5 separate regions of the Mus musculus genome follow, and all the other regions are linked to region 3. The links are chromatin loops, found by intact Hi-C in ENCODE. Cell type or tissue: heart. All regions are shown on one strand.

What was found. Hi-C counts contacts between places; a loop is a spot of excess contacts. Peaks named below come from ENCODE experiments on the same cell type or tissue, not always from the same donor. Only the 100,000 strongest peaks of a DNase experiment are listed, where the experiment ranks them.
Region 1: it touches region 3 in a loop (2.8-fold over the local background); 21 of 42 quality-filtered maps call a loop at or near these places.
Region 2: it touches region 3 in a loop (2.8-fold over the local background); 8 of 42 quality-filtered maps call a loop at or near these places.
Region 4: it touches region 3 in a loop (9-fold over the local background); 22 of 42 quality-filtered maps call a loop at or near these places.
Region 5: a loop joins it to region 3, with 4 times the contacts of the local background. A loop is called at or near these places in 6 of 42 quality-filtered maps.

The regions. Positions count from the first base shown.
Region 1 is chr10:41,885,676-41,890,675 of GRCm38, reverse strand. All of the region lies in intron 1 of Sesn1 (sestrin 1), which reads right to left. Among named protein-coding and RNA genes, the nearest start is that of Gm33058, 71 kb to the left of the region's middle. In heart, CTCF peaks have their summits at 2,095, 2,911 and 3,168; DNase peaks (open chromatin) are centred at 915 and 3,335; H3K4me3 peaks cover 2,061 bases; H3K27ac peaks cover 1,298 bases.
Region 2 is chr10:42,029,129-42,034,128 of GRCm38, reverse strand. No RefSeq gene overlaps it. Among named protein-coding and RNA genes, the nearest start is that of Gm51798, 12 kb to the left of the region's middle. In heart, CTCF peaks have their summits at 2,916 (motif pointing left) and 4,472; a DNase peak (open chromatin) is centred at 2,938; H3K4me3 peaks cover 647 bases; H3K27ac peaks cover 757 bases; H3K27me3 peaks cover 1,764 bases.
Region 3 is chr10:41,828,050-41,833,049 of GRCm38, reverse strand. All of the region lies in intron 1 of Sesn1 (sestrin 1), which reads right to left. Among named protein-coding and RNA genes, the nearest start is that of Sesn1, 20 kb to the right of the region's middle. In heart, a CTCF peak has its summit at 1,988 (motif pointing left); a DNase peak (open chromatin) is centred at 1,999; H3K27ac peaks cover 615 bases.
Region 4 is chr10:41,957,597-41,962,596 of GRCm38, reverse strand. The region is part of intron 10 of Armc2 (armadillo repeat containing 2); the gene reads left to right. It overlaps Gm33058 (a long non-coding RNA gene), which reads right to left and starts at 3,690. Exons shown (of 3, transcript XR_380266.3): 1 at 3,359-3,690; 2 at 1,053-1,173. In heart, CTCF peaks have their summits at 2,401 and 2,604; DNase peaks (open chromatin) are centred at 2,626 and 3,576.
Region 5 is chr10:41,930,608-41,935,607 of GRCm38, reverse strand. The region is part of intron 12 of Armc2 (armadillo repeat containing 2); the gene reads left to right. Among named protein-coding and RNA genes, the nearest start is that of Gm33058, 26 kb to the left of the region's middle. In heart, CTCF peaks have their summits at 475 and 1,926; DNase peaks (open chromatin) are centred at 647, 1,817 and 3,477; H3K4me3 peaks cover 1,150 bases; H3K27ac peaks cover 1,421 bases.

The sequences.
Region 1 (5,000 bases), 58 kb before region 3:
ATTTCCATGCACCATCTCCTGAGAGAAAAAGAACAGAGTAGGAAAGGAGGTTTGGGCCAAAATAAGGACTTCTGTTAGCAAGTTTGTAATTCCCATGAGAGCATTTAAACTCTTAACTGGGCAGGTCTAATGTGTAAGTAAGGTGTAAAGAGAAGATGAGGGAGATACAGCAGCAACAGTACCACATCTACATCTACCTCATGATACCTACAGAAGAGTTTACAAAGCTCTTGGGGGTGTGCAGTCTGAGAATGAAACTGCTTTTTAGTTTTCTGCTTATTCCTTAACTGATATAAAGGGGCAAAAAAAAAAAAAAAAAGAAAAACAAACAAACCCATATAGAGCTAATAATGGTAATAAAAAATTAAGAGCAGCAATAGCAGCTGACATAGCATGCTAGGAACCGAGTACTGTTTTAAGTACTAGTATTTACAAAAAAGGAACATATGATTTATGATATTGAAATCTACAAAATGTATATGTCTTTTATAATCTTTATGAAAAAGAAGCCAATGTCTTTAATGCTTTATTAGTGTGAGAGCCCAAGTCAAACTGAATGCATTTTCTAACTTCCTATGTAGGTTACTTTAACTATTTTCCCTTCTGTAGTTGTGAGAATTCAATTAGACTCTGAGCAAATCTTACAATCCAGATTCTAGGAGGCAGACCTGCCAAGAATAAAAGTTCTTGTTGAACTCAGATGCAGATGGCAATCAGCATAAACCTCACAGGTTCTCTGTGAAGACATGGCTGGAAAAGCTAACATGAGAACTAGGACTCCCCACCCCTCAACAATACTAACACCAATATCTGAAAGCCATGCCCACACCAGCACCTGCTTCCTCACCAATGTACAACAATACTGATTAATCCTCAGAAGATGGACATTCTGAGTGGCGTTGACAGCACACAGAAACAGTACGTCCTGTGCCACCGTGTGAACAGTGCTTGTGGACCAAAGCCCTGTCTAATCACATGCTTTGCTTATGTTCCGACGACCTTCATCAGCCTCCTTAAGAATGATTGACTGGCTACAGATTAAAGACTTTCTATGAGGTGTCAATCTACCTACTTGAAAAATTAGGTGAAAATCAGTAAACTATTTGAAGCATGTTTTTTCTTTGTCTACTTGATGCATTAAAAAAAGCCCATCTAGATATTTAAGACTATATCTTATAACACTGATGTCAATCTTTTTTTTTAAAGTTACACAAGTAGAAAGTGCATTTCTTTCTTTCTTTCTCTCTTTCTTTCTTCCTTTTTGGTTTTGTGTATGTGTGTGTGTGTGTGTGTGTGTGTGTGTGTGTGTGTGTGTTTGAGACAGGGTTTCTCTGTGTAGCCCTGGCTGTCCTGGAACTCAGAAATCTACCTGCCCAAGTGCTGGGATTAAAGATGTGTGCTACTACTGCCCGGCAAAAGTGCATTTCAACAAGGCAAAGAAAGCAAAATGTTTTATAAAAAGTGAAAGTCCTAACCCACTCTCCCCTTCCGGGAGAGTCCTTGTCTATCTAGAATTATGTGGATGTTTTAACATTCAAAGTATTTCAGAAGAATTGAGGAGCTAGAAGTGTTGTTTATATGTAGATTTTTTAAACTACAGCAAAAATGTACTAAATTTCTTCTGTCATTAACACTGCTAAGCTATTTAAAAACACGGGAAGTTAGGTACCTCTTTGTGTGTGTGTGCTCCATGGACCATGGTTTAGAAAAAGAAAAACTTCCTGACTTCAAAGTCCTACAACTGGGTTGGAGACATGTTCGGTGGTACAGAGTTACCTAGCATGTACATAACCCTGAGTTAGATGGGGAGGAGGAGGAGAACAATTTTTGGAAACGTGCTACTTGAGAACTGTGCCAATGCTTCCTTTGTAAAGTGACTAGTTTCCCATGATACACCAGTCCCTAGTTTATTTTACATGCTAAGTGTATTAAAGTGAAATACAGCTATGCAAAGCTTTCTAGTTTGTTGAATACAATTTCACAGGCACTATCATAATCAATGTACAAGCTACTGTGGATCTTTGGAAATTCTAAGTCTGAGCTGAGGATATTGCACAAAAACGCTGTCAGCAATAAGAGCTGTTCAGCCATGACCACTAGGGTTCGTTTCTAAGAATGGGAGCAGATGGATCTAGGGTGGCCTGCATACACAAACCATAAATGCTAACTCAACACTTCCACACTTTAAGCTTCCAGAGCAATGGTTTATGGTTTATTTATTGACACTGAGTATAGAACCCAGAGCCTTTCACATAGCAGACTACCACTGAGCTTTAAAAATTTATTTCTGAAGGTTGTTTTTGGTATGTGTAAACAACCAGCATGCAGTATATCCATGAACATTAACAGCTAGAATCCCTTTATGGAGTCGTTTACATTTTCATGACTATACATAGTGCACCGATTAATTGGCTATTAAAAAAAACTGGCCTGTGTCATTTTAATGGGCAGAGTAACAAGGAAATTATTCACATTTAGACTTCTTGAACTAAGACAACCCAACATATGATTTCAATTCCAATTTCAGTATTGACTCTCATCCTTTTAGATTCAAAGCCTTTGAATGTTCAACTTTTAGCAATTTTAAAACATCATCCTATTTGCACCATTAAAAACACACACACACACCATCTCAAATAGTTCTGCAGGCCTATTCAGGCACAGCAGGGATGGCTTAATAAACAAGGGCAAGAGCTGCGATGAGCAGCACAGGTCTTGACGGCGTTTTTTTTTTTTTGTTTTTGTTTTTGTTTTTAAATTCCATTTAACCGACTCAAATGTGGTTCTAAATGAACGTCGGCGAGGGAAGGGTGACTGAACAATCAGTTATGACCGAACGCCGGGGGGAAATCCACAGGCTGTTTGCCCTGAGACTTCAGCTCTGCTGCTCTGACTTGTGCGCACCGGCAGGGCACAGCAGTCCTTATTCTGTTCCAACACCTCCCCTTAGGTGATCTTGGGGTGCAGTCCCTTCCTTCGCCCAGGCCGCGCAGCCCTCGGGGGCGTTTGCGAAGCTACCGGTGCGAGCTAGTGTCGGCGGTGCTCAGCCCCACCGCCCTCAGCCCTCGCCTGCCCAGTACCTCGTCCTGGCCGCGGTCCCCGCCGCACTGGTGGCAGCTCAGCAGCTCGGAGACAGCCAGCGAGGCTGCGTACGCCTCGTTCGACGCGGCGGCCAGGCGCATGTCGAAGGGACGGCTGCGGCCGCGATCTGTCGCTGCAGCGCTTCAGTCAGCACCCGGCGGGGGCGGGGCGGGCGGCTCCGACAAACAAGACGCGAGGCCCCGCCCCACGCCCGTCACTCCACTGCCCGGCGGGCGCGCCCGCCAATGCCGGCCCGCGGGGACTCGTAGCCCCACCCCTTGGCGCTGGGGTTGGGGGAGCGTGCGGACCAGGCCAGCAAAAACAAGCTTGAAGGCCAAGCGCCCAGCCTGAAGCTGACACTCAGTTTGGGAACAGGCTCGCTGGGTGGAACCCTGGCTGGAAGATGCAATGTGCATCCCGGGACTCAGGGAAAGGCAACCTAGTTTCCCATCTCCTGGGCTAGGGCCGGGCATTTACCCATAGGCAGTCAGCAACGTCACCTAGCCGGGCCCTGGCAATACCAGGAGAAATCCTTACACTGTACAAGCTATCGAACCTTTTTCCTTTTTGATGCCCAAATGAGGCAGAGTGGGCTGCAGAAGCAGGAGACCATGGTCTATATGCAATGTGAAATTTATTCTTGGCAAGCGATGTAGAAACTATAAATATTTTCCTTGGCACCAGGTCTCCCAATTGTCTTTCCTCAACAACTATATCCAATGGCATTACAACATCTAATATTCCCTCACAGATACCTGTGTTACAAATAAAACCCTCTGCGAAATCGAACAAGTAACTTGGAAAAACTGAGTTTAAGACATAAATCATTGACATTTTTAGGTCCAGAATCTAAATCTTGTGCCAATACTATTTCCTTCCTTTGGTAGCTTTATTGATTTCTTCAGAGAAAATAAAACAAACCTTGTGCCAGACGTGGTGGCGCACGCCTTTAATCCCAGCACTCGGGAGGCAGAGGCAGGCGGATTTCCGAATCCGAGGCCAGCCTGGTCTACAAAGTGAGTTCCTGTCAGCCAGGGCTATACAGAGAAACCCTGTCTTGAAAAACCCAAAAACAAACAACAACAAAAAACAAACCAAAACAACAAAAACCTTGTTAAATTAGATCTCTTTTTTCTATGCTTGTGTTTTCAAAAGTTTACATGTTCAGGTTAAGAAAAGAAAAAGTTGGAACACACTCAAAAAAGGAAATATATGGAGCTTAAATGACTAAACACTGACAGACACAACTAGGGCTTCAAGAGAAAAAAAGTTTCAGTCTTGGGAGGTGAGGTTACAATGTGTCAAAGAAGACTGTTACACTTTCAGCTCTTGAATCTTCATATTTTGAAAGTCACATGTTAAAAAATCGTTACTCTTTCTTTTTCTCCTGCAGGTAAGATCAATTGTTGCAACTTTTTAAAGCCCTCCCCCCAAACTTTTCTTTCTTTTTTAACTAAGAAAAGCAAGCTGCTTAGTTAATAAAAAGAGGAGGCCAGGTCTAAGCTCTCTTTTGCTGAAGAGCCACAAAAATAAATGATACAATCAAATCTCTATTTAGCCATAAACAAACAATACAGATCCATTAAGCTACCTCTCTTGAATGAACTGGCAGGAAATGAGTAACTTAGAGAAATGAATTTACTTGATATGTGGGGTTGAAATTTATAAAAGCTAGTTTTAAAACGAGTAAAGCTATGAAAATTGATGACTCTCCTAGCAGGGTATGCCATGTTTATGAAACTATTAAAATTGTTCGCTACTGCAAAAATAGTGCTTACCTTCCTATTTACAAGACACAAAGGAAAAACATTAATTCAGCTAATTCCAAGATGGTTTAAAATAATAAAGTGGCACATTAAAGTTGTATATTGCATGTAAAGTGTCTAATATTTAGAGCTTGATAAGTACTTATTGGAAAA
Region 2 (5,000 bases), 200 kb before region 3:
CCATCAGTACCCAGGTCAGCCAGGCGTGGTGGTTCATGCCTCAGTTCAATGCTCAGGAAGCAGGGGCAAGTGACGCTCTATGAGCTTGAGCCAGTTGGGGTCTACATAGCTCAAGTTCAAGGACAGCCAGGGCTATGTAGAGAGACTCTGTGTCAAAAAGAATAACTGCAGTTCATCTTTCTGCTCTGCCACTATACCCTAGTCAGTCAAATAGCTGCCTGCCCAGCTCCAGGCTTCAAGTCCCTGAACACTACCACTCAGAGGCAGAACAAATCAATTATTGTGTGTCTTAGGTCTCTTTGTAATAACTAAGAAACTTTTCCAGGAAATCCCTCAGTGATGTGTCCTCATGACTCATTGGTCGCAGTCGGGCTTCGAGCCTCTTTCATGAATTGCCATCAAGGAAAGGGGGATTTCCAGAGCTGATTGAATCAAGATGGCTAGGAATAAAACCAGCCTCCCTGCAAGCTCATGGCCACAAACTGTGAACTGGACCAAGCTGGATGAGGTTCTATTGGGAGATAATTGACATTTGTCACATTTGTGGTTCTCAACATTTGAGGACTTTGCCACCTTGTATGAGTCTTGCTCACAAGAGACAGCAACACAAAAGTTTTAGAACCTTCCAAGTCGATGGCAGGCATGATTAGTGTATAGGTGGGTCAACTGGACTTCACTAGCGAGCCACAAAACCCAGCCAAAGTGAAGCCTTGGGTGCTAGGCCAGATACTCTGGCGAACGTGGAAGAGCAATGTAGAGAGAGCGAGGGTCTGCACAAGTGAGTGCTGACATGCGCACTGCATCTACCTTGTAAACAGTGGTGTGCTCAAGTTGGGCAGTTTGCGTACAGTTCTGCTTTAAGCGACCATCGAGCCCGTTTTCTAGACTCTTAGGGGAGTCAAAACTAGGGGATTTGTCCCTAAACAAATCTCCTTCTGGTTCCAACTAGAGAGACTCTTGCTCGCCACCGGAAGTTCTGCAAGGCGAAATGAAACCGGGTACGCAAAGCATTGTGTCTCTGACGCAGAGGACCAGACGTGTGACGTGACAAAATGCCAAGGATGTGAGCTCTCCACAGTACATCGCAGAGTACCACTGGTGGAGACAGAATAAGGCAGGTCTGGGGAGTTCTTCCCTGGGGCCAAACTCAGCTTCCCTTCCCGTGCTCAAGCACCCTTTCTCTGGAAACCCGCCCTACTCTCTCCGCAAGCATTTCCACCGAAGACCTTGGCACCCAAAGAGCCTATACCCCATGATAGATGTAATTTAATATCATTTTGTTGTTAGATGTATCTCCAGACGTGGACCAGGTCATTTAATATTGCATGAGGGGAATGGGGTTGGAAGGCGGGGTAGGGGAATTCCAGACCAGTGTGACTAAACTTAAATTTGAAAGTTTTCAATACGAAATGCCCAGTGCATTGGAGTTTGTATCCTTTTACAGGTAACTAAAAGGGAATGTCCCCTCCCTGCAACAGAAAAAATAGCAACCTTAACAATGTTTTAAAGAACAGAAGGAAAAACTTCATTGTGATTCTCCTCTCCTGCCTCAACAAAGCTACTGGCAGGTACCCTTGACCGCTGTATCATTTACCTGACTCAGTTCATAAAGTGGATGGATACGCTGCTGTACTCCGCTTAGGCCACCACCCTCACTAGACATGCAGAGGCCGCTGGCTTACACACATTGTAACATTTGTGTTGTGTTTAACGGGTCCAAAGTGTCCTTCTTTCAAACCACTTTTAGAGCATCCTTCTTTTAGGTTGTTGATGCCTATAAATGTATCTCCCTCGGGCTGATACCACCTGATACCACCGTGTGGTTGCTGCCGCTGCCAGATCAGCGCCCCCCCCCCCCCCCCGATTTCAGCAGTGGGGCAGGTTTGAAATAGCATCTTTAATAAAAGGGCAATGGGCCTTACCGCTGTTTCCTTTTGTAGATTTTAGTTATTATTGGGGCTTTCCTGGGGTTCTGGCTCTGAACGATCCTGTCAGGCATTGGCTCAGTGTTTCTCTGCTATTCAGAGATGGCACCAGGCCCATGGGGTTGAGAGTGTAATACAGATGTGTGCGTTATCAGGAATGTTCCAAAAAGCACCTCGTGGTTTTCTCTGGGGTTCATTTTTGTTTGTTTGTTTGTTTTTGTTTTCTTTTTTTGTTGTTTTTTCTTTGGGGGTTTGGGGGGGCTGTTTTGTTTTGCAGAATTAACCCTTTCAGGGGGGTTATTGTCCTCAGTTGTCTTAGTTATGTGACAGGAAGGCCTTAGGGTGGGGATCTCTTCCTTCATCTGGAAACTTAATTTCAAATCTTACGCTTACTGCATAATGAAAAATGCCCAGGAATTGTGTGAAAGTAAGGATGAGCTGTTGCCCTGACATCTGAAAATTTTGAAACAGGTGACTATTACAGAAGCCTATTAGCTTTTCGGGACTCCCTTCCCCACAAGTTTTAAGTCAATGATCCCTCTTTCTTCCTATATTTTCTCTGCTGCATATATGATCAGTGACCTTAAAAAGCAGTCATTCAAAAACTATGTTTGGCAAACACAGCTTAATTTTCAAGTCTGGTGCAGAGTTTCTCACAGAGAGCTGGGGCCCTGAAGACAGAACGCGCTCTTTTGAGCTGCATTTTGAAAAGGGAAGGGAACTGTAACTCATTCCTTGTGGTAGAGGACAAGCAATGACTCTCGGCAATGGTCTGGGGCTCCGACCTGCCACTGCCACCGTAAAGACCCGGCTCGTGGGGCTCCGACCTGCCACCGTAATGATCTACCTCCGTGGGGCTCCGAACCGCCACCGCCACCTGGCTCCATGCCCTTTCCCTCCTAGCCTCCGAGCAGCTTCTCTGGCTGCCACGTGACCCCAAGAGGCCATTTCATGTGTTCCCACTGGGTACCACCTCTGCTGTGCCCTCTGGTGGCCTTGGCTCACCACTGCTGCTGCCTCAGCAAAGTTTGACCTTGGCGCTATCAAGAGCCATCTCTCCTCTCTACTCCAGCCGCTCATGGGAGTCCGGGTGCCTGCTGACGCTGCTCCAGCCGAGAGGGAGTGATTTGTCTCCTCAGCTGGCCACAGCAGTCCACCCTGCTCCACTCTCCAGTAGCTTACACACTGAGACCCTGAAAACCACGCTGGTTCCCCAGGCCCTGCATCATTTAGGTGACCACAGTATACCACTGCCTCAAAAAATATTTCTCCTCTTTTCAACAGTCCAGACGAGATAGACCAAGCCAAAGAATGAAGCTTAGTTATTACACCACATGTAAGAGGAAACTCAAAATAGATCAATAGCTTATGTCAAGAGCTAAACCAATAAAACTTTTAGAAGAACACAGGAGGAAAGCATCATGACCTTAATGAAATGGGGTCTTGGGTCTGGGATCAAACGCAGAAGCAATACACAGGGGCTGGGGTAAATTAGACCCTAACAAATCTAAGAACCTGTAACATTGAAGGATTTTATCAAGAAAGTGAAAATAACCACTAGGGAATGAGCAGGGTGGCAACTCAGACAACAGTCTGAGCAAATCCCAGCACTTGGGAGGCAGAGGCAGGTGGATCTCCAAGTTTGAGGCCAGCCTGCTCTACAGAGTGAGTTCGAGGCCAGCCAGAGCTGCCCAGAGAAACCCTGTCTCAAAAACAAACAACCTCTGCCCCTACCTCCCAAAACCCAATAGAATGGGAGACTCTGCCAATTCCACACGGGATGTTGTGTGAATATTCCTCAGGAGGTGTGACCAAATGTCTGTTCACTACAGTTGGGGCACCAAGGAGAAGTAAGGAAACCACTCCCCCAAAGTCTTACTTGCTGAACAAATGAGTTTATTACGGTTATTGGCAGAAGCATGGGTGACCAGTTCCATCACCCAAAGTCTCCTACCCCAGCTAGCAGTGCATGTAAGCCACATCCAAGAGCCTGTAGCCCAGTTTGTAGGCAGCAACACCAAAAAGGCTCCGCTCCAGGGCAATTGCTGTGGGAGGGATTGTGTGTGAGGCTAGTAGCTTTCTGAGCTTCCTGTAATGTTCCTGAGCTTTCTAAGCCTTCGAGTTTTCCCCTTCCTCTCCCCAGAACAGAATGCTTCAGTTTGGAGAAGATAGCTGCACAATCTGTAGGAAGGGTCTAACGTCCAAAATAATAGTCTTCATTTCTCAATAATGAAAAAGCAAACAAACAACCTTTAAACTATCAAAGCACTTGGGTTAGCATTTCTCCAAGATACACACACACACACACACACACACACACACACACACACACACCCTGATATACATATAAAAGGATACTCAATCAGTATCATTGATCCCAATGGAAATGTAAACTAAAGCCATCTTCAGATCTCTCCTTACACTCACTAGGATGGCTATAACCAAAACCAGACAACAGGAAGAACTGTCCAAATGTGGTAAATCGGAGCACCCGTAGCTTACTGATGAGAATGTAAACTGTAGGCTGCTGTGGAGAGCAGTTTGCAGGTTCCTGACAATGTTAAGTACGCCCCCGGGTGGTGCAAGCAGAGAATTGACTCCTGTGAGGTGTCCTCTGGCTTCCCCATGCCCACTGTAGCACACGAGTGTGCCCTACACACACACACACACACACACACACACACACACACACACACACTGGCACATAAATGCACAAATAAATGCAACTGTAAATGTAATGCTGAGTACAGTCAGGAGTAGTGAGGCAGGCATGTAGGCAGCACTCGGCTTGTGGAGGCGGGAAAACTACAAGTTAGACACAGTGGTCAGCCTGGGCTATATGGAGAGAGCCTGTCTCAAAGCCAAGGAACAACAAGACAGGAAGTTCACTGACTTATCTTGTCTGTTTATTGATGATACAACCCCCATTTCAGGAGAGGTTAGCCTATAGCAGTGAAGACATGCTTCTCAGAAGAGCTGAGGAGAGCCTGCACAGGCAGGCCCTGGGGTTACTGCCCTCTAATGCATTAGGCCACGCCCCTCTGGTTCAATCAGTTTCCACAGTCATCCACGTCT
Region 3 (5,000 bases):
TGTTACAAAGTAAAAGGAGGCACAGGGCTAATGCCTTACAAAGATCAATATGCTATTATCTTTATGTTACTGACTGTAAAACAGAAGCTTGGGGTTGGGAGAAGAGAATAGGTTGGCAGAGAGGCACAAAATTATAGAATTCCCAAAAATAATGTTTGAGAAAAAATATATATTTAAGTTGATTTAAAGACAATATAATGCATATATGAAACACAATGTAATGTTTATATATGTGGATGCATATATAATGTTTCTGTGTGTTAAAAAAAATAAAGTTGGATTGCCAGGTGGTGGTAGTATACACCTTTAATCCCAGCACTTGGGAGGCAGGGACAAGTAGATCTCTGTGAGTTCAAGGCCAGCTTGGTCTACAGAATAAGTTCCATAACAGCCAGGGCTACACAGAGAAAACCACCAGTCTTGAAAAAACAAACAAACACAAGCCCAGAAAGCAAATACAACCAATCTAAACAAAACAAAACATTAAAACCTTTTTAACTTAAAAAATAATTCCCCAAACAAGACAAACATCAACAAACTAAAACTTAGAGCACTAACTAGCTTGCCCCGTAGAGCGTTAGCAAGAGCCAGTGTGTGTGCACAGCAGTCTGGCAGGGGCAGCTCTGGACCGTGGCGTATTTGTCTGTCTCACATTACCAAGGCTGCAGCTGTGCTGTGCTCAGCTCTGTCCCACATTCTGGAATCAAATCTGAAACTTTCTGCCTGTGACCTGCATGCCTGGGAGACCTGCTGCTTAGCTAAGAAAAGTTCAGCCCCATGCAATGAGCATCCTCGTCAAGAGCAGCAAGCTGGTGCTTTCTCACGAAAGTGTACTTTTGCTGGCTTAAGGCTCTCACATTTCAATTGTAAAAAGTCTTCTCTAACAGTTTCAGGAAGTAAGTGTCCTGTGCATGTGGCAGCTCAGGTGGTCTGCTGCTGTTCTGAGGCAAGGTCTCAGGTAGCCCAAGCTGGCCTTGAATTCACCTAATGGCCCAGGATGCTCTTCAACTTCTGACCTTCCTTCCTGTACCCACCCCCAAGTGTTAGGATGTTGGGCATGTACCACCACACCCAACTTCTCAATTTTTTTATGGAGGGTACTCTTTGAAAAATTGATACACTTGGGTTTTCCCCCAAAAGTACATGCAAGAATACACTGTTTTCTCTGTAACTGATGGGTCACACAACATCCTAAAAAGCCAAAATCTTCAATTTGAACCATTAAGCTGTAGCCTCTCCCAGAACAAGTCTTGGCTTTGCTTCCTGGAAAACAAGAACAAGTCTCCTTTGGTAATCAGTTTGGGGCAGTTAAGACTGCCCACTACTCTCTGCAGAGAATGTGAGGTCCATTCTCAGATCCCATGTCAGCACACTCACAACCACTATACGCATGTGCACACAGACAGACAGACAGACAGATGTGCATGTGCACACACATATATATACATAGAGCGAGAGACAGGGATGGGGGAGAGAATGTTTGCTTTACTGGTTTCATGTTCTCATCTTCCCAGAAACTACTCTCCAAGGAGCACATATGCGTTGAGCCCAACTGTGTACCTGCCCAGCTGGATGGTCTAGTCAGATCATCTACCTCTCCAGCTCACGCTCCTTGTGTTGAGTGACTGGATAAAAGCAGCGAGTGCATGCCACAGGCCCAAGAACAGCATCTGGGGGGGGGGGCGAGTTAACTAGACTATGGGCTCTGAGGTCAGCAGTCTTCTCCACCTCTCTTCCACACAGATACCTGTGCAGGTACCTGGAACAGTCTGAGACAGTAAGTGAAAGAGGAGATCAATACTATCACCAGTTAAGCTTGGATATTTAAACTTGGAATTATCTCCTTTCTCCTTTCAGACTCCCTCTAAAAGAAGACAACTGAAAACACAAATGTTCTTAAGTTGTACACACATCTTCTCTTGAGGCCTACAGCATCAAAATTGATGACAAACTAGACTTGAGTTGAGTCAGAGTGCCACCTAGTGCTCACAGCAGCTAACTGCTGAGAACTCAGGAAATGTCCTTGGTGAACAAGGAGGCAGGCGGGCACAAAAATGTAAAGTGAGTGGAAAACTGTCATTAATGGCCAGAGTCTTCAAAAGAAAGGTAACTATAAGGAAAATCAGACATCTGCAGCTTTAGACGCTAGTACATGCGCGCATACATATGTACCATACTAGAGAAAACTTACTTCCGAGTACCCTAAAGTTCTACTTCCTGCAGAATCATTCTGTGAATAGAATCTGGTGCACAGCATTCCCCTTGTATCCTTGGCTTCTCTTTCTATGGCTTTATAATCGCTAGTCATGGTCAGCCATATCCAGAATCAACAATGCGTAAATTTTAAATCACGTGCTATTCTGAGAAGTGATCTCATACCATGCTGCCAGGCCTGTGATTTACTCTTTTCCAGAGTGTGCATGCCACATGCCACATACACTACCCACTCAGTATCTTTTTAGTGGCCACCTCAGTTTTCATAACAGCTGCTGGCTCCAATGTAAGGCTCGCAGTGAAGTAGTGCATACCCAGGAGCCCATAATGTCAAAACACCCAACTTGTTCAGCTCAGGCACCTTATCACTAGTATTGTTAGCATCTTCTGAATACTCACTGGTAGTACCATCTGAAATCTCAAAAAGGGAGAGTTCTAGAAGACATTAGAAGAGAGGAAAAACACATCCATATAGCTTTAATTACAACAAGTAGTTGTTCTGTTATTGTTGTAAACTTAGGTTTACATTGTAGGTACATGCTGAGGCAGGAAGATCAAAAGTTCAAGGTCAGCCTGGGCAACTTTGCAAGACTTTGCTTCAGATTCAAATTTAAAAATTGGGAGGTGGGAATGGTGGTACTTGTAATCCCAGCATGTGGGAAGTGAAAGCAGGAGTATAAGGAGTTCAAGGTCATCGTCAGCTATGTAGTGAGCTTAAGGCAAGCCCGGGCTACATGAGGCCTTGTCACAAACAAACAAATGGAGTGCAGCTTGGTGGAACAGTCCTTGCTCAGAATTCCTTAAGTGGCTGCCTAGTACTGTACAAAGCTAGGTTTGATGGTTCATAGTTATAATTCCAGCACTTGGGAGGCTGATGCAGGAGGACTGTTGTAAGTTCAAGTTTAAGGTCAGCCTGGGCTACATAGTAACTTCTAGACCAGCCCATGTTTGTCTCAAAAATACCAATTAAAATTTATAAACAGCAAATAAATTTGAAAATGGTTTAATTTTTGAACCATTGGGATGACTATACTAAAAATGACATGAGAAAATGTTTCTTATTAAAATTAGTATTCTCTATAATTGAAGGAAGGCCCTTACTTCAACATATTATATGTAGTGGGATAAAATTTTTCAAATTTCTATCAATTATATAATAATTTCTGGTGGTTCTGAAACAACTAAAGATGATAAAGATTAGGGCTTATAGCATAAAGAAATTATTTTACCTCCACCTTTCAGACATGACTAAGTTGATAGTAATACACAGCAGTGTTTTAGTTAGGGTTTCATCGTTGGGAAGAGACACCATTACCAAGGTAACTCTCATAAAGAAATATTGAATTGGGACTGGCTTACAGTTTTAGCGGTTCAGTGCATTACCATCATGGTGGGGGCAGGGCAGTGTGCAGACAGGCATGGTTCTGGAGGAGGAGCCGAGAAGGCTACATCTTGATCCGACGGCAGCCAGGAGAGGACTCTGGCTCACTCTGATCAGACTTAAGCATGTATGTGGGACCTCAAAGCCCCACCTCCACAGTAACACATTTCCTCTACCAAGGCCCTCTCCCAGTAAGGCCACATCTCCTAATAGTGCTACTTCCCAAAGGCCAAGCATATTCAGACCACCACAACCAGCTTCAATTTGAGAAGTCTATTGACTACAGAAATCTGATTGGTAAAATATTCAACCCCATTCTTTTTTTTTTTTTTTAACTTGAGGATGCTTATAAAAGTCTGAGAGTTTTTCATTCATTTTCACTACAGGTGAGACTTGATGTGTATCTCATTATATAGCCACCAAATGGTGACAGAAAGACATCTGCCATTTCCTGCCCTTTGGCCAAGAGCAGACTGGGAAGTTTCCCTGAACTACACAGGCATGAAGGAGAGCAATGTGTGTAGGGAGGCAATGAGGAAGAGGAAGATGATACCAGAGGCAGGTAGACCTCTCCTCCTGAGTCTTGGTGGACCCTAGCAAAGGAGGAGATAGGGCCTGAGTTCAGCATCCACTGGTGAAGATGGCAGAAAATTCTTTATCTGGAGATTGCTTACAAGTGTGGGAGGAGTCAGATCAGTACCATACTAACCCTTTGATATTACGCTCTTCATTAACTCCTCTCCACACACGTACGGTCAACTGTAGCTTTCTCCACAGCATGGAGGGAGAGCCCTTCCTCCCATGCCCTAGTCCCAGGAGAGGTTGTTACAGTAGGCTACTTTCAGACTGCCTCCCACTGATCCTGCCTTACGGTATTCTTCCCATGCCATTTGCCCTTCAGTAATCTGCTGACCTTGAGCAAGGGCTGGACCTCAGCAACAGCTTTGAGTGAAAAGATTATGACTAAAGTGAAGCTTTGTCTCCTTCCAGATTATGTTGTGAAAAACTGTAACTTGTATTTTGCTGATAGTCTCTAGCTCTTCTCACGTATTTCCTGATGAAACAATCGGAGAGGCCCACATGGTAGTCCCTGGCCAATTCCATAATTGAGACCCTCTCTATATCAGTTCTCAAGGAACAAAATCCTAACAGCAATTATGTGCACATGGAAGCAGACCATACTCTCCTGAGCCTTCACACAAGATTATAGCTTTTGCTAATTTGAGATCTTAGCTGCAGTACCATAAAAGACCTTCAAGGAGAGGTCCAGCTAAGCCATGCCATAGAAATCTCAAGATAACAAATATGTGTGGTTTCCAACCACCAAAAGCATTCTGGATCAGTAGGTTAAATTGAGTTGTTAAAGCTCTTCAAACTCGCCAGAGGGACTGCAGCTAGTGAGTGA
Region 4 (5,000 bases), 130 kb before region 3:
GGGATTTGAAATGTGCTTGTCAATTAGTGAGGATGGATTGATCCTTTGGTGTGCTCGGAGGCGTCGGGAGGACATGTTAGAAATCAGATTTACACCCTGACTTCAAGATTCTTAAAATATTTATGATGATTATTAATTTTAGATTTTGGTCCTCCATTTTGAAAGGATTGTAAAAAAATAAAAAAATAATCTCTTTTGGTCAAAGACAAGGCCAGACCATGTTTTAGCAAGGGGCACTTATAAAGCACTTTTCTTTTTTTATGTTGACTGAATTTTGGGTCATTTGTGGGGTTTTGTTTTTGTTTTTGAAAGTAGTTATTTCTGATTACACAGTGATGGTCATTTCTGTTAAAATGTAGGCGATATAAGGAAAAGTATAAAAGCTATCCGAGCTAGGAGTGCGGCAGCACACACTTGTAATACTGACATACCTGGGAGGCTGAGGCAGGGGGATCATAAATTCAAGGCCAGTTCAAACCTATCTCAAAGCAAAACAAAACAAAAAATAAAGATGTTTTTATCCTGAGCTATATGGACATACCTTCAACAACATAGTCTTTGTGATATGTATTCTCAAATGAACCTATGTACACCAGGCTGACCTCAAACTCAAAGAGATGTCTGCTTCTAGAGTGCTGGGATTAGAGGCATGTATTAAAGATACACCTGGCTCTAATCTGCATGTTTTTCATTTATTTATGTATGTATTTATTTATTTTTATTTCATTTGCACTTGTGTTGTGCCTGCATGTGTGTCTCTGTAAAGATGTCAGCTCCCCTGGAACTGGAGTGAGAGACAGTTGTGAACTGCCCTGTGGGGCTGGGAATTGAAGCTGAGTCCTCTGATAGAGAAGTCAGTGCTCTTAACCACTAAGCCATTTCTTCAGCCCCTCTAATCTGTATTTTTAATAGTCAGTTTGTTTCATGTCACCTCTTCTCTCTTGGTTTCTTCGTGTCCATTCAGACAGCTTATATTGTTCACAGTATATTTAATACTTTTTAATAATCTCATAGGTTTTAAAAATGGGACAGTAAAAATTCTCTTGCCTTACCTCTATCAGCTTACTTTTCACTGTTTCACCGCTGTGATAAAGATATGCCCATGTGGTGGGTTGAATGAAAGCGGTCTCCATAGGCTCATATGTTTGACTTCTTGGTCCTCAGTTGGTGGAACTGTTTGGGAAGGATTAGAAAGTGTGGCCTTGTTGGAGGAGATGTGTTGCTGAGGATGGCTTTGAAGTTTTAACTCTCTCTCCCTCTCTCCATCTCTCTCTCTCTCCCTCCCTCCCTCCCTCTCCCTCTTCCTCCCTCTCTCTCTCCCTCTCTCTCTCTCCCTCTCTGCTTGCTCCCTGTAGGTCAGGTTGTAAAGCTCTCTGCTGCTTCTTCAGTGCCATGCCTGTCTGTGTCCTGCCATGATTGTGGACTAACCCTCTAAAATTGTTAGCGGCCCCCAGTTAAATGATTTATTAGAGTTATTAGGAGTTGCCCTGGTCATAGGTTCTCTTCACAACCGTAGAACAACAGTAACTAAGACAACCTCAAATTCTCAACCATGCTGATCTTTGTTGGATAGTGTTTGTTTGTTTGTTTCAAGACAAGATTTCTATGTGTGGCTCTGGCTGTCCTGGAAATCACTCTGTAGACCAAGCTGGTCTCAACCTCTGAGATCCACCTGCCTCTGCCCCCTGAGTGCTGGAATTTGAGGCAAAGTCTCTCTTTGATTATAATTTTCTCTCTCCATCCACCCAAGTGCAGGGATTACAGGCATGGACCTCAGTATCTGGCCCCTTTTTAATGTCACAGATTGGGCATTCTCGTCTAGTTGAAGACATTTTTCCAATCTGTTATATGTCTGTGGTACCATTTTATATAATAAAAATAAAATCCATTGATATAAAGGAACATTTAGTGCTATCAGGAGCAAACATATGTCAGATCAAGAAATGAGGGCACGGAGCTGGAGAGATGGCTCAGCAGTTAAGAGCACTGACTGCTCTTCTGAAGGTCCTGAGTTCAAATCCCAACAACCACATGGTGGCTCGCAACCATCCATAATGAGATCTGACACCCTTTTCTGGAGTGTCTGAAGACAGCTACAGTGTATTCACATATGTTGGGAAAAAGAAAGAAAGAAAGAAAGAAAGAAAGAAAGAAAGAAAGAAAGAAAGAAAGAAAGAAAGAAAGAAAGAAAGGGAGAGAGAGGGAGAGAGAGAGAGAAAGAAAGAGAGAGAGAAAGAGAGAGAGAAAGAGAGAAAGAAAGAAAGAAAGAAAGAAAGAAAGAAAGAAAGAAAGAAAGAAAGAAAGAAAGAAAGAAAAGAAAGAGAAAGGAGGGCACTAGGTAGGTGTGGTTGTTAGGGCCATAATGTCAGGTGTTTGAAGCCAAAAATTTTCAAGTTCAAGGCCAGTCTGAGTTAAATAACAGGCTGTAGTCTCAAAGAATAAGCAAGCCCTACTTCTCCCTCCAACTTGAAATCAGATCCCTGCTGTGCTGTTTAGCTGCCCCACCCCCACCCCCTTCCTGCTTTTTATTTCCCTTTTCTGGGATTAGCCCTAGACCTACTGGGTCAGCCCTTCCATTCAATTTCCTCCAAGGGGCACTGTAGAGCTTCACACCACCCACCACCTTCACATCACAGCTGGTTTGGTTGTCTTCAACACCTTTCTCTGAACCTAGCATCTGGTAGAGACTCTGTGGGGACCACAGTCTGCACCCCGTATCCTATGGATCTGGAGAAAGTGAAACTCACTGTTGCCACTTGAGAGCATGCCCCTGCCGTGCACACCACTTGATTCGAGCAAGCTATCACCATGTTTGAGTGTTTACAAATATGGGTAGAAAGGGAGTTTGTTTTACAGCGTGTCATTTGCAGAATCCGCAAAACTGGACAGTCCTTCCTATTTAATTAAAACAAAAATGTTGGGCTGGATAGGCCAAGACTGTAAGCCCACCATTTCAGAGACTAAAGTAGAAGACTCCTAAGTTCAAGGCCTGCCCGAGCTATAGACAAGACCCATGCCAGAAAAGAATGTTTTAATCAGGGAAAGAAAACAGACAAGAAGCTGTTCTATACTGAATGCATAATAAAATGTAAGCAACATGGCTTCACCCCAAAATACTGCATATGCAAACACACACACAATTGAGACCTATACCCAACATGGGAAACAGCAGAAATACTTTCTCAAAGCAACCTTTGTCCATCTGCTAGGATGGAGAGTTCCTTCACACCCAGTTTTTAATGGCATACAAATTGTAGTGATTTATTGTTCACTGAACGAGACAGCTATTCTTCACTTAGGAACTTCCCTTCCTGTAAAGGAATGCTTTATCCGCCAGAGCAACTGGCCGCTAACTCACCTGACAGGAGAGAGCAGGCATTGCCTTTCTCCTCTGCCTTTGCTTGGGAAGAAGCAGTTTCCCAGTGGCTGCTCAGACTGCTTCTCCAAGGACAGCAAGTCTGGAGATGTGAGGAGACTCGGCGGCACCCACGATCATATAATGCCTTGGGTTCTGAACTATGGAAGGGCGGGGCTCATCACCATGGCTGGAGGATGAGTTTTATAACAAGCCTTCCAGTGCTGCATACCTCCCCAGGCACAGGCTCTGTCTGTGCCTAGAGTTTCACAAAATACTATACTGTGACGGCAGCTTACTTTAACAAGAGGAAAGGAGAAGCGGGACCAGGACAGGCTTGGATGAAGCCACCAATCAGGAAGGAGGGTTAGCGTACACAGCAGGGCCAGGAAGAATATGCTAAAGATATTTCCTCTGCAGCCAGGAAGATCCAGGGCGGGGAAATAAGGATCCACGCGCACTGTTTGCCGAGAACCGCTTGCTTGCCGGTATCTTAGCATGTCTGCTCAGCCCTGCCGCTTCTCCGTACTGTGAATATAGTCATCGCGGCAATGAAGAAATGCCTCTAACTTCTAACACGCAGTTGTGAAACCCAGTGTTAGAACTTCATCACTTAGTAATTTTAGCCTTTGACATGATCTCTGGATGACCTGGAACTCCTGGTGATGCTCCTGCCTCTGCCTCTCCCAGCTACTAGAGTTATAACTGCACACCCCGCCCATTCTTTGTCAGTGGTCACTAAGGCATCTCTCGCAGACTCCTTATTTTGGCACATCAACATTCTGTGTAATCTATACAACCTCCAAGTTCTCTCCTGTCTTAATGGGGCATGATTATTAAATTACAAGGATGGATGGGTGGTGGTGGTGCATCCCTTTAATTCTAGTGCTTGGGAGGCAGAGGCAAATGGATCAAGGGAGTTCAAGGCCAGCTGGGTTTCCAGGACAGCCGGGGCTAAAAATTAGAAAGATCAAGTCATACATCCATTTATCCTGAAACAAAAAGACATCCAGGTAGTAAATAGATTCCCAGTAATGAAAAATAGGCACAAGCTAGTGTTGGGGTGGGGGATGGGCAGGAGTCCTTCCGGTTGGGGAGAAAGCCATGGTAGGAAATGCTGTAGGCAGACCCCAGCAGGCTTGTGAATTAGCAGCACGTTCCTATGCGTGTGCGTATGCGGACTGCCATGAGATCCTTGGGAAAACTTGGCTCTAATGTGTTCATGTGTGCAGTGACGCTGCATGTTGTTGGTGTCTTATGTTTCTGCCAGACTGTATTCACCATATGCGAGACAACGTGAAACCTCTTGGGTTACCACAGGGGCTTGGATTCAGGCACATATGTGGTCTCAGTTGGGCAAAAGTCCAAAGAATGAATGTACTTTTACTAATAGAGAAGGACAGGTTTAGCTGAGGTTAGGAACAGTGCCACTTTGACTTTTCACTTGTGGGGCCCCCGTCTGTGGTCTCTGACTGTGTTCGTCATTTCCCAGCACCAGTGCGAAGTGAACCATTTTGCAGTTGAGATAAAACGTGAGGGACTTGAGGGATGGATAGCCCGCAACCGAGAAATAAAATAAATGTGTTTACAGACAAATGCCAAATAGAATGGCGGAGCAGGGGACAGGAGTTCAAAGTCTAGGGCT
Region 5 (5,000 bases), 100 kb before region 3:
GGTGCTGAGGCAGGGCTAGCTTCTGAGGTGCCTCTGATGTCAGCACTACTACATTTAGAAGCCCATCACAGTATGTGTGGGTTTGAATTTTGGAAGAACATAAAGGGATTTTCCCCATCTCTTCTGTAAATATCTACTGGGCAAGAACTCTGGTAGAAAATGCCTGAAATAAGACTTATGTAAGGGGCAGCCTTTTACAAAGGTCACACGAAGTTCACAAAGAACAATCCTTATCTACATTAGCCGCCCCGTCACCACGGATCCTCCTCCGCCTCTCCAGCTCTCCCACTTTTGGACAGGGCAGATTTCTTTCTTTCTCCTTTTCTAAACAGAGCTACTAAATGCGGCGGGATGACAGGCAAAGCTTGGCAAGCAGGGTCCGGCATCACCAGACTGGCCCTTCTTGTGCTGTATTTTTAAAGTCAGCCTCTTGTTCTGCATAGTTCCACTCAGACCTGGAGGGTGAGCCACCCCTCCAGCCAGGCATGCAGCATGAGCTCTGATTTGGACAGCTCCGACATCCTGTTGCAGGAAGAGAGAGACCTGGAATGGCTGGAGATGGGGCGGCAAGCAGAGCGTCCCACCCTCCCCATGTTTCTAACTTGGGCCAGGCATTTAGCCGCGCAGAGATAACCCACCCTCCCTTCCTCACATCCTCTTAGCAACTGTGCTGGATTGGTTAGGAAGAGCCCTCCACCCCTTTCCCCTGGTGTCTTTGTGTGGCAACTTGCTTCCACTGGCTCTCTGCCTCCTCCCTGGCAGGAGTGTGCCCTTTGGCTGCCTTCCCAGCCTCTCTGCAGGCACATTCCCAGCGGTGCTGGGCGAGCGAGCAGGCAGGCGAGCAAGTGAGAGCATTTGGCTGAGTGAGCTCCTTGTTCAGCCTTGCCCTCGTTCTGCACCCCTGACCGGGCAGGCTCAGTGGGCCGAAGCTTGCTCATTCTTTCCAGCTCCCACTGTTTTTGTCCTTGTGGAACGGGCTCTTCCCCCACTCAGCTCAGAGCCCAAATGCCTTTATGTCTGTGCCTTAAAAAAGAACCCATCGCAGTAAAAGTCTAACTGTTGCCCTGGTGTTTTTGAGGGGGAGCCACATTCAGAGGTGTGGAGTGTGGGTACTCAGTGAATAATTGCTGATAGGGTGGCTGGGTTGGCAGTTGGATGGGTGGGTAGGTGGTCATCTCTGCCTTCAGAATGGTCTGCTTAGGTCTGCAGTTTTGAGTCTGTGGTCTCTCAGATTGGTCTGATTATATATATATATATATATATATATATATATATATATGAATGAATGAATATGTATTCTCTCAGGCTAACCGTCAACCCGCCGCCAGTGCTGATAGGATAGGTAAATCAGTATTTTCTCAGAAGTCTGCAGCCTGCCTTTGGTGACTTTTATTCTTTAGCCACCTGTAAACTCAAATGTTTAGGTTTTATTTAAGGGTGGAAAGTCGGATAAAGCAAACTGGAAATCCTAACTCAACTCTAAGATGCAGGCAGTTTTAGCCAGTTTAAAACAGGGTGTCTTGATTAATTTTCTGGTTAAGGGCATGGGGAGTGTTAAATTTTCAACCCCCTTTAACTTAATTCTTAAAGGTCCTTCTAAAATGTTTTCCTAGGCTGGATAGGAGTTGTCTCCTAAGTATGAGGAGTCTGTGGAACATAGTTTATTCCTTCTGTGACAGCTTGACATCAGTCCTTTGCCTGTGGTCAGCATCATGCACGGGGACTATTTTAGGGTGCCGTGTGAGAATCATGTGTCCACTCTGGCTGCCTGTGGGTGGTAAAGCACTATCAGTCACACGGGGCAGATGGCTGAGTTGGATGCTCCTTAGGGTGAGGGGACAGGCAGTGGATGCTTTTGAGCAGAGGAGATTGCTCTGCTCCTGAGATGAAGAGATTCCAAGTCTCCTCCTGCAGTGCACAGACCGGCCACCAGGGGCGCCTTTCACAAGAGAAGTGAGGCAACCAGTTTGAGAGGTTGGTGAAGGGTCAAAGATGCCCGGTGCAGGCCTTTAATCCCAGTACTCAGAAGGCAGAAACAGGCAGATCTCTGTGAGTTTGCAGCCATACAGGGCTATGTGGAGAGACCCTGTCTTAAACCCCCGCCCCCTGAAAAATGCCTCAAGTCTGTGGGACATTGGAGGTTGAGGGTAGTTGGGAATGAGGTATTGAAGTGCATTAGCATGCTCAGACAGGCCCTGAGTGCCCCTCACCGTGTCCTTCAGTCTCCAGAAGCCTCAGTTTCCGTACGTCAGGGTGGGGGTGGCAATCTCTTGTTGGCTTTAGGCCAATATCCCTCAGATGGAAGAAGGTAGCTCCCATAGTAGCTCCTGCTGTTGCTAATGCCCTGGAGCTGGTCACAGACCATTCTGTATAACAGTGTCCTCTTCTGTGTCCTTCCATAGTTAAAGCCATTTATTTACAACTTGTGGGGCCCATGATGTCTTAGCAAAGTGCATGTCTGTTAGGGCGTACCATGCTGCCAGGAGGAGGACATGGCTGGCTTCCTAGAGGAAGGTCGGCTTCTTACGGGAGTGTGCTGCTGGTCTGTGTTCTGGTTGGCTATAGCTGCTGATCATTCCATTTTCAGCAAAACTAGGAAGTCCGTATGAACTGGTTACTCTGCCTTCTCAGGGACGTTGAAAGCCTCTCCAGATCCCTTTTCATTTTGTTATTTCAAAACCATGTCATTGTGTGAGTGTGCACCGATGTGTTGGTTTAAAAAAATATTGTGAGAGTGGAGTGCTGTTCTCAGGGACTGGGGAAGAGTAAGAGACGGAGAGCCATGTGTTGAAGGAACTGCTTCTATGGTGAGATTGCGGGTCTGTGAACCTGGTCATTTGTCATTCGCGATGTATTTTGTTGGGTTTTTTGTTTTTGTTTTTTTTTTTGTTGTTGTTTTTCGAGATAAGGTTTCACTTGTAGCTTTGGCTGTCCTGGAACTCACTATGTAGAGCAGACTGGCCCCGAACTCTGAGATCCTCCTGCCTCTGTCTCCCAAGTGCTGGGATGAAAGGCGAGTGGCATTACACCTGACTTTCTTGTGATATTCTCTATAAGGGTTTATGGGATTTGTCTTGTTAGCTAAGAACTACTTTGTATACTTCAGGTGGGTTGGTCAGGGCAGCAGTAGATAACCTCTGTGCAGCTCTGGTTTGGTGGTGGGGGGAGACTCTTCAGGGCAGGAATGAGAGCGCAGGCCACTTAAAATGAGGCTATGGTCTCACAGAGACCCTTCCCTAGCTTCCAGTCTCAGGACTGTGGCTGAGCCACGCAAGCGCAGGTGCAGGAACAGCCTTCCACGAGACTGCTTCTGTTTTGGCCTATTTTGTGCTCCTGGCTCCCTGGAAAACATATTTTCAAGAGGTGGGAAGAAAAGACGCCACAGTCAAAGGACAGAAACAGTGAGGGGAGCAGGTGGTGGGAGCTGGGTGCTGCAAACGGCGCAATCTGTCGTCCCCGTTTGTTGATCTCGCATGCCATCCTTCAGTTGGCACTGCTACTGCCAGGAACCACCCCCTCCCTTTTCCATCCAGCAGGGAGAGAGGCATTGTGACAGTATTAACTCTTCCTTTCCTGAAGCCACTTCAAACTGAATCTTCTTCGTCACGCCATGACCCACATAGACGTTAGAACCAAAGATATTTAGATGTGTTAAGGACTTGGGGGGTGGGTTAGAAAAAGCAGCCCTTGGTCTGCCCAGATGAAGTCACAGGCTCTGGGATAAACGTTCCTGGAAGCTGAATAGTGAGAGGTAGAGGAGGCACCTGGGCCCGAGAGGGGAGTGAATGGCTTGGTCCTGACAGTGACCGAGCAAGACCAACGAGCTGTTTGTTAGATGCCCCTGACAGCATTTTAGATCACTTACGATGTCTTTGCTGTCTCTTTAATGTTTCCCCTTAGGGTTGGGAGAGCCCCTCCAGGGAACACTAACACGGGATGCGAAACGGAGTAGGAACTTGCCGTCTAGGATGAGAGCAGGAAAAGCTTTGTTCAGATGGCAACAATGGAAGTTTTCATGTTCAGTGACTTGGTTCATGTGTGTCTATTAAGCCTGTGGGCAGGTTAGTTCTGGTTTTATTTTTGGCAACTTGACACAAGCTAGGGTCAACTAGCAAGAGAGAACCTCATCTGAGGCACTGCCTCCCTCAGACTGGGCTGTGGGCAAGCCTGGGCTGCTTTTTTCTTAGTTGATGATTGGTGTGGGATGGCCCAGCACACTGTGGGTGGGACCACTCTTGGGCTGCTGTTCCTGGGAGGTATAAGAAAAGTGGCCGAACATTAGCCTGAGAGCAAGTCAGTAAGCAGCCCTCCTCCATGGCCTCTGCTTCAGTCCCTGCCTCCAGGTCCTGCCCTGACTCCCCTCACCGATAGACCGTGAAGTGGAAGTGGAAGCCAAAGGAACCCTTTCTTTCCCAAGTTGCTTTTGGTCATGGTTGGTTATCAGAGCAGAGAGGGGCCTGCCTAGAACACTTTGGACCCCTGCCAGCACATCTGAAGGTCCATGTGTTGGTTGCTTAAGCTACTGCTACGGTTAATATTGATCATTACAGAGAGAGAGCTTGTACAACATCAGTCAGAAGGCATATCAAAGTTTGCAGCAATTCTGCTCACAGTTACTGCCTTGGAAAATAGAAGGCAGAATTTTCTATCAAGGAACTGAGTTCTTGAGAATCCTGCTTTCCTCTTGCCCCTGGCCTGGGTGTTGGAGGTCTGTCTCCTCAGCTCCTTTCTTTGAGAGCCTGGGGGGGGGGGGAGGGCCTTTCTGCGCTGGGAGTTGCTTGAAGGATCCGTGCAGTGTCTCAGCGAAGTCCTGTGCTTACTAGAGAGTTAAGGCCCGAGGGCTTCAGCATCTTTGGGGGGTACAAATGGCCGGGCATTTGACACCATCTCACTCCTTGACACTAAGCTCCATGAGATCAGGGTACAGAGACCTTTGAAAGACTGCCCCATCCCTGTCTGTATAGGAGTGCGCACAGCCAGTGTCCATGCAGGAGTGTGCA